Regions from separate parts of the Homo sapiens genome. Here region 2 is linked to region 1. A link is a contact called in ENCODE Hi-C or POLR2A ChIA-PET data. All regions are on one chromosome and are shown on one strand. Each heading gives the region's core, a stretch centred on a gene start or an enhancer-like site at or near the end of the contact. The rest is flanking DNA. Distances are from core to core; before and after follow the strand shown.

Evidence for each region. Hi-C counts contacts between places; a loop is a spot of excess contacts on that map. ChIA-PET counts read pairs that join two places held with the same protein, here RNA polymerase II (POLR2A). Pooled maps may share reads with other maps.
Region 2: a loop to region 1 is called in a map of posterior cingulate gyrus, with 6 times the contacts of the local background. The contact joins two enhancer-like sites. A Hi-C loop is called at or near these places in 2 of 168 maps with a recorded cell type or tissue (endothelial cell of hepatic sinusoid and posterior cingulate gyrus) and 1 of 50 pooled maps. POLR2A ChIA-PET finds 5 or more read pairs at or near these places in 2 of 52 experiments (B cell and K562).

The regions. Positions count from the first base shown.
Region 1 is chr7:44,221,339-44,225,770 of GRCh38, forward strand. The region is part of intron 20 of CAMK2B (calcium/calmodulin dependent protein kinase II beta); the gene reads right to left. Among named protein-coding and RNA genes, the nearest start is that of YKT6, 23 kb to the left of the region's middle. RefSeq lists enhancers at 1-219, 220-783. Within about 2 kb of position 3,038, at least 4 of the 41 ENCODE cell types and tissues checked have a DNase peak (open chromatin) inside an H3K27ac peak, as active enhancers do.
Region 2 is chr7:44,283,302-44,287,553 of GRCh38, forward strand. It overlaps CAMK2B (calcium/calmodulin dependent protein kinase II beta), which reads right to left. Exons shown (of 24, transcript NM_001220.5): 2 at 830-924. Among named protein-coding and RNA genes, the nearest start is that of CAMK2B, 40 kb to the right of the region's middle. RefSeq lists an enhancer at 3-785. Within about 2 kb of position 2,935, at least 3 of the 41 ENCODE cell types and tissues checked have a DNase peak (open chromatin) inside an H3K27ac peak, as active enhancers do.

The DNA of each region.
Region 1 (4,432 bases), core at 1,788-4,287:
AGCCTTGGGTTCTTAGTGCTTCCTTCACCCAGCAGCTCTGGTGAGGGGGCTACTGAGTGCAGGCACCAGGCGAGAAGGCAGAGACCTGCCTCAGAGAAGGAGCCGTCAGCAAGGCCACCCGGAGGCCGGGGAGGAGGAAGCAGCAGGGGGCGGCCACGTGCGGCGCAGGCTGCAGGGTTCCCCGGAGCGATGACCAGGGCTGTCCCCGCAGCAGGAAGAACGAGCGTGGTCTCTTGTTCCCCGCTTTTCTCATAGGAGCCGCATCCGGCTGGCTCCACCTGCTTGCAGTCCGGGGCCCACATGCTACCCCTGCAGACATCCCTGTTGCCCCGCACCCCCATGCCCGGGCTACTCCCGGGCGCCTGCCTGCAGCTCCTGCCCGCCCCCCTTGGATTCCAACAGGCCACCCAGCCATGCTGGTCCTCACTGGCCTCCGGGGCGCTCACTGGCAGCCTGCATTGCTGCTTTAACTACAGCTTATTTTCATTGCAAAAGATTTTAAACGTATGGAAGATGTGGAGAGAATAATAGAACCCACACTCTACGGATTCAAATCTTAACATTTTCCTATTTGCTTTAGACGCATTTTTAAAGAAATAAAGCACCGCACATGTAGTTTGAAGATGCCTGTGTTCTCCTCAATCTTGCCGCATTCACTCTCCTCAGGCAGAACTACTGTCCTGAGTGAGGTCCCTAGCCGTATCTGCGAGGATATATACGCAGGCACGCACATACATGCACACTCACACACAGAACACACATGCACACGCACGCTCACCTATACACACGAGTAACAGTGGTTTCTCAAAGTAATTCGTCCGTGGAAAAAACTCAAACCCCCAGAAGTGCACCGGAAGCAGGTTCCTGGGAACTCTCCCTGTGGGGGAAGTCTCTGCACTCCCAGCACTGCGCTCTGTGACCCTCAGGCTGCTGCAGGCCGCACCTGGGACACCTGCCCTCAAACAGCTGCCCGCCCTGCAGGACACCATTTTCACCAGAAGGCAGGCCCTGTGGTGACGTTTCCACTCTTTGCTGTGAGTGCTGCCTCCAACGGCCACATACATGCAACCTGTCTGTGGTCTAAATTCCCAGAGGAGGGAATTCTTTTTTTTTTTTAGATGGAGTCTCACTCTGTCACCCGGGCTGGAGTGCAGTGACATGATCTCGGCTCACTGCAGTCTCTGACTCCCAGGTTCAAGCGATTCTCCTGCCTCAGCCTCCCGAGTAGCTGGAACTACAGGTGCACACCACCACACCCAGCTAATTTTTGTGTGTGTATATTTTTAGTGGAGATGAGGTTTCACCATATTGGCCAGGCTGGTCTCAAACTCCTAACCTCAAGTGATCTGCCCACCTCGGCCTCCCAAAGTGCTGGGATTACAGGTATGAGCCACTGTGCCCAGCCAGAAGAGGGAATTCTCAGCACGCCTGGTGGTGGGGTTGCCTTTATCTCTCTCGCCAGACCTCTGGGAGCTCACACCACCAGGGAGCCCACCTGGCAGGTGACTGAGTCCACAAAGGAGGCGCCACATGCCCGGGTGTGCTCATGCATGTGTGTGGGGCACTGCCTGGGAACGCCTGTGCTGCACCTGTCTGCTCTGGGGCCTCATGTCCCCTGCTGCACAGTGACAGCAGGAGGAGCCCGATGGCACCTGAGGAGTGGGGTGCACACATGTTCATGTATGTGATCACATGCATGTGTGTACACGTGATTGTGCATTCATGTGCATGTATGGAAACATGCACATAAGCAGGACGGCATGTGAATGTGTGTAGATGAAGCTCATACATATGCATGAGCACCTGTGCATGTGTGTGTGCAGTGCCTATGAGCGTGCACGTGTCGTGTGTGCCTGTGTTGTGTGGCGTGGGCACATGTGCACTCTTGGGTTGTCCCTATCTGGAAAGGCCCTTGCTCCTGACCCAGCTGTACTTCTGCTGCCAGCTTGTCTCCCTTTCTTTCCTAACTTTCATCTAGACCATGTCATGGATGGTCCTCAGGGCAGTCTTGCTACACAAGCCCAGTTCCCACCCACCTGGTGGACCCCGGAAAGCTGGCCTCTAGGAAGGTAGGCTGCAGGATCCAGAAGCCCCTTCCCCTCCAGTTCCTGCTGCAGCCACCACGAGTCCCATTCCTGCCCCATTCCACCTGCCCAGCTCTAGGAAGGCACAGGGCTCTGTCCCAACACATGCTGTGGCTGTTCCTGTCCTTGCCCCTGGGCCCCAGGAAAGTAGCATATGACACTTGAGGCCCGCCCCCGCCCCAGCTGCTATGTTCCTGCCTCCTCTCCACCCTCTGCCTGGCACCTGCCTCTCCCCTGCCTCATGCCTCCACTTTCACCTGTCCTTTCCTGGAGGTGGCCCCAAGCTTCAGGTCTGACCTCTCTTCCACCTGTAGCCAGTCCTTCCAGCAGCCCCCAAGCCAGCCCCCACTAGGCTGCCTGGCTCTGCCCTCCTTGCATCAAGAGAGAAGTCTGGTGTCCACATGTCCCAAACACCTCCTGTCACTTAGTTAACCTCCCTTTCTAATGTACAGAGACAGCTGCCCCTCCCACTCCACAGGGGTTCTCAGGCGCACAGCAGCAGGCAGCTGGAATGGAGAAGAGAATGACATTATGTCATTTGGTTTCCAGTCTGCTTTGGTTCTATAGTCACCTTACACTAATGGTAAGTGAAACTAATCTTCTGTTTAATGAAGTAATATGCAGTGCTTTTAAACAAATTGTAATTAAAATGGGAGTTGATGGGAAGAGAAAGCGTGAAGTAAACAGAAGAGGAGATGCATGGTCAGAGTTCCAATCAAGAGTGGTAACCGTGCTGAAGTACGGGAAGCAGGTCCGTTGTGAGACCCACCCACCCATTCCACAGATGGGAAGCCTAGGCTGCCCCTGCCCTGCGGAATGGCGCTGCCCAGACCCCAGCTCAACCCAGCCCCCACTCTGCCTCCCCACATAGCACATGGGAGCTTTTGTGTCCTTGATATCCAGGCCCCTGAAGAAGGGCATGATCCCTGATGGAGGGAAAGGAGGGGGGCCCAACATGAAGAGGTGCCCGGGTCGGGAAACCTGCTGGCTGAGGACAAGCTGTCCTGGCAGTTCCAGAGACAAAGGGGAGGTGGTGGGCAGGGCCTGGGCTTGGAGGGGTCTGCACGAGCCAAGAGCCTCTGCAAGTCAGGCCTTCCAGGTGCCCTGACATGAACAGGAGCCTTTGCATTGCCTGTGGCTCTCTTGGGGTGAGGCAACAGGTCCAGGCAGGCCTAATGCGTCCAGGTGGGGTCAGAGCAGGTTCTCATCCTGGCCTGGACTCCTGGGACCCCAGGCTGGCCCCAAGCCCATCTCTCAGAGCCAGAGGTGGCTGCGGGAGGGAGGGCAGCTGCCCAGGGATCAGGCTGGATTGTGTATAATCCGCGATTAGAGAGCGTGGGTGGGGAGGAGACGGGGCCTGAGGCGGGCCGTGGGCACCTGCCCTATTTACACAGCTGGTGGGTGCCTTCTGGAGAAAGGAGGTGGAAAGGAGGCAGAAAGCTGGCCACCTGCCACCTGGGCCCAGGTGCCCCCAGGGCAGTACCCAGACTCTTCCTTTCCCTGAGTTCCGGAACATCTCACCCACCCCTTTCCCAGCCCTGCCCAGCCCCTCCCAGGAGGGCCACACGAATCTCCATCCTGCCCTGCTCACAGCTCCTTCCTGCAGCCCCCTCCTCCCCAGCCAAGCTCAGGGAAGACTCTGGAAGGGCAGGTCTGTGCTGTGGCCCCTGAAGGTGAGCCTGGACACCGAGCCCCGAGCTGGCCACTCCACACCCACCCTGGGCCCTGTCCTCAGAGGACTCACCCCAGATACTGCACAGACCTTGAGGGCAGGCTGCAGTCCTGGGCTGGGGTCATGCCAACCTGATGGGGTGACCTTCCAGGCAGGCTCCTTTGGGCACACCCCTCCACTTCTGCAAGGGCAGCAAGCCCCTTAAAATCAGATGAGCTGCTGTAGAAGTGGCAGGTGTCGGGGGTTCTGACCACTCCCAGAGGCTCTGCGGTGCACCCACCCCAGCTGCACGGCGGCCCCTCCCCATGCCTCCCTCCTTGAGTTCTGGTCGCCCAGGCACCCCGACCCTATCAGCATCAAGAACCTGGCCTCTCCCCTCAGCTGCTTGCCTCTGATCCCCTCAGTCAACCCCTGCTGGGGGTCCTCAGCCGACCACAGAAGCTCTGGGGGTGAGTACCCCTCCAGGGGCTGCCCCCTGCTCTCTCGGGCACCCAGGGTGGATCCAGTGCCCCTTTGAGCCTGCAGCCTGCATCCCCCTCCTCGAGCCGCTGCTCCTGTGGGTTCACTCTCCCCACACCCTTCTGCCCTGGCCGCCTGCAGCAGCCCCCAGGCCCAGCCTGCAGAGGGGACGGTGGCAAGCAGACCCCACCTGTCCCTCAAGTACTTACCTAGCCAC
Region 2 (4,252 bases), core at 1,685-4,184, 62 kb after region 1:
ACAAGGACAGGGAGACCCCACAAGGGCAGGGAGACCCCGTGAGGGCAGGGAGACCCCGTGAGGGCAGGAGCCTGTCTGCTCCATCACTGCCTGCAGTGCCCAGAGCTGATCATTGCCAGCAGGGCTCTGGAGGCCCGTGATGGGGCATATCCACATGCTGAGGGCCACTTGGGGCCAGCACCACTCAAGGCCCTTCCTCGCACACACCCTGCACGTCTGAGAAGCCCTCCCAGGACAGGCGGAGTGCCCTGCCACTATGTAGAAGACTTGGGCTCTGTTAGTTAGGAAACTGCCAGGTCACCTCCCAGTAGGCCATGACGCCAGGACTCTGCTGTCAGAAGGCAGATGGCCAACCGCAGCACTGCCCGGTCACCTGAAACTTTGTCACTGAGCTCTCATCTGGCCCACGGCTCTCAGGGCAGATGACACCACCCAACCACCATGGCGGCCTGGCCACCTTGAACCTCTTCCCCTCCAGCTCTGGGGGCAGAGACCCCCATACACGGGATGGGGAGGTGAAAGTGGGCCCTGAGAACAACCTAACCAGAGCACAAAGGTGCATCCAAGGGTCTGAGGGTCCCTTGGCACCCCCACCAGCCTGGGCCCCACCAGGCCAGAGGTGCCCTCAAGTCCCCAACACTCCTGTGCCTCCCTCTGCCACAGCCTCCACTCCAGGAACCCCACTGCATCTGTGCATGGAGCCACAGGCAGGGTGGGCCAAGTGCTGGCCAAGACTGGGAGGGGCCTGCTGCCCAGTCCACAGGGCACGGCCTCCAAAGCCCCTGCCCCAGCCTGACAGCAGCTGCGCAGGACACTCCCCATGCCCTACCTCTGGCTGACAGCTTCTTGGTGTTGATGATCTTGGCTGCATACTCATGGCCGGTGCAGAGCTTGACACAGCGTCGGACCACAGAGAAAGCCCCCCTGGGGAGGAAAATGGGGGAGCGAGAGACAGAGACAGAGACAGACAAGGAGAAAGAGAGAGAGCCGATTAATCTCCCCATAAACACTCCCCATTAAGCATTCAGCCACCGGCCCGGCCTCGGGCAGATGGCTGTGAGTCAGAAACTGTGAGGAAGTGGGTGCCCCTCACAAGCCACTCTCAGCTGGCCCCACTCAACACCAGCAGAACAGAGGCCGGCTTCCCGACGGCTGGCAGAGCCCTGGCAGATGGCACGCCCTGGGGGGCTGTGCAGAGAAGAAGGATCAGTCAGGCCCTCGGGAGGGTGGCGGAGGGGCCCCGTTCAGCTCCTGTGTGACCTACAGGCCTGTATCCTTGTGGGTCGGCTGGACCAAGAGTCCATGTCCACAGGCCTCTCAGCAGGCATCCTCGGGGGCTCTGTACCACGTCCATGAGGCCCTGCTGAGTCTTCCCCAGAGGCAAATAAAGCTGGCCTTGTCTGGAAGGCCCAGCTCCAGAGGGCAGTTATATTGGGATTTGTGCAGTCAGACATGGGGACTCATGGAAGGTTTTGTAGGGAGAGAGAAACATCACATCCTTAAACTGAAAAGCTGGAGGAGAGGGTCCTGAGAGCCTCCACTGTCCAGGTGTCAACGCAGAGGCCATGGAGGCCCAGAGTAAGGGCGAAGGGACATTCACAAACTGACAGCCTGGGGGTAGGGAGAGGGGAGGAGGGACGGGGGACAGAGGGAGCTGACCAGCATCAACCACAGTCCAGAGCCCAAGAGACACAAGGAAGGAATCGGGTTAAGGCTGCTGAGGCCATCGAGAAGAGGCCATGAACGTACCCCACAAAGCCTGGCCTGCAGAGGAGCTCCTGCCCTGGCTTCAGGGCGCCCTGAGGGAGTCAGTGCCACCCAATGGGAGCCACAGAGTCTATGAGGCAGGAGGGGAGGGGGCCGGTGCCCACCAGGAGGCCCCGCAGAATCTGACTAGTCACCACGGTTGATTTAATTTGATTTCAGATCATTTTCTAAGAACAGCACACGTGAGGCAAGGGGCCTGGTCAAGAAATGTCACATGAAGGGTCTGAGTCCAGACAAAAGGGCCAGCGGATGCTCTCAGGCTGGGGCTGGGAGAAAGGGGGGCTTGGAGGAAGCCCACCACCAGGTGGGCACCCACCCGTGCAAACCCGAGCACGCAGGGCCCTCCTGTGTTTGCACCTGCAAAGTGCCCAGCCTCCCCCCTACAGGAACAGCCTCCCCTCCCAGAAAGCTTCTTCGGCCTGGACAGCCTGAGAAACCCACATGGGAGTCCAGGCCAAGGGCTCTGCGTGGTGGAAGAGGAGCGTCTTACATACGAACACCGTTTTATCTACAGTCCTTTGTGGAGATAAATCTTTGTAAAAGAGTACTGTTCAATTCCTTGGAAAGATAAATAATTACACTAAATCTAATTGAACATTTTCTTAACGACTCAGGTCTCAAGAGCAGTCACTGTGCTTGGGCGGCCACTGAGCTGCGTCTTCGCTTTTTAAAGTCAACCAGTGAACAGGGACAGGGGCTGCCTCAGGAGATGTGGGGGGAGACCCAGCGGTGGGAGATGCGGCGGGGGGGAGGCGCGGCGGAGGGGGCGCGGTGTGGGGGGGACACGGCGTGGGGGGCGCGGCGGGGGGGCGCGGCGGGGGGGCACGGTGAGGTGTTCACTGTTCACTCCGCATTCTCTTGCTCTGCTTGATTTTTTCACCATGTGCATCAGTTACGTTCTCATAATGTTTTTAAAGAAAAATATAAAGAAAGGATTATTATTTTTAACATATGACATTAACTTGGGAGACTGAGGTGAGGGCAAAGACCATGGGCTTTTTGCCTGGTCTGGCTTCAATCCTGGTTAGACGGGGTGACACAGCTCTCTGAGCCTCAGTTTCCCCATCCATATGACTGAGCAGAAGAGCCTTCCGGGGCCACTGTGTGGCTGTTTGCCGGACTTCTTGCTCAGGAGAGGTAAGAGCTTCCCGAAACCAGTCCTGAGCTACCATCTGTCACGCTCTGACCCCTAGAGGGCTCAGCGGCCACAGGGCTGACGTGGCAGGCCTCCACTGAGTGTTCTGGACCAGGCCCTGAAGGGAGCAGGGAGTCTGGGCCTCCGTGCGCCAGAACGCAACCACACACTGCAGGGTTGACCCTCAGTAGGAAGTTCAACAGACTGCACATCTATGCCAAGCTGATGATGCCCGTATGGCACCGCTGTGTCGAGCCCGTCCCCGGAGCAGGGAGGAGACCCAAGCGCAGCTTCCCACCAGCACAGCAGGCTCCCAGCTGCTGGCCAGACTCAGACAGGTACCGGAGCAGAGGGCGGCAAGCCACAGCTGTTCCTCAGCACACGACATCCATGCACCATATCACCAAGAGCCTGACCGCAGGTGGGTGGGACAAGGGCTTCCTCCAGTTGATCCCTCTCCCCTCCCTGGGTCAGGCAGCCCCTTTCTCCTCTGCAGAAGGCTCCAGAGCCGCCCCTGCACCATCAGCCTAGGTCGGAGCAGTCAGCAATCGGGGAAGGCGGGGGCAGGGAACACAGGTAAGACTGCCAGAGCCAGGGGGCCAAGGCCAGGCAGCGCCGCTGAGGAAGGAGGAAGGCATGGCTGGGGGCCTCGGGATGAGTGTGGAGTGGGAGCACCAGGCCGCACAGCTGTAGTGACATAGGATGTGGCAGGCACAGTGCCAGGCACCCAGCAGACACTCAGCAGGAAGGGACCAGGGGTGCAGGGACCAGGGGTGCAGGGCCCGGGGGTGAAGAAGGCCCTGCTCTTGGACACAGGCCTGCAGGTAGGGTGGAGGGCACCCTCAAGAATAGAAGACAGGGTCCCCTTTCCCAGCGACTTGGATGCCCCCAGAGGGAGAAGGTGGCCAGCTGGGGGAAGGCGCAGGAGGGCTGGCTCCCAAGGACACCACTGCTCCCTGCGCCCCGCTCCTGGGCTCTGCCTCTCCCACGCCTTCTGTCCCTCACTGAAGCCCCAAACCTTCTCTGAGTCCCAATGTCATCGCCGCCCCCCAATTTTCTCCCTCTCCTCTCTCCTCTGGGGGACTTAAGGAATGTATGCTTAAGTCTCCCACCCCAGTTATTTGCCCGCTTTACCCACCACTTCCCCTAAAGAGCACCCTGAAAGGTGCTCCTCCCCATAATGGCTGTCCACCCGCACCCATCCTGCCATCTCCCCGGGGAACTTGGGCTGGCAGCTGCAGATCCACCTCTGTCTCCTCCCCTTCCTGGTGGTTCTGCCACTTGCCAGACGGCAATCTGTCACGGGAAGCCCCCTTGGAAGTGTCAGCCCTCTTGAGAAGTGGCCACAAA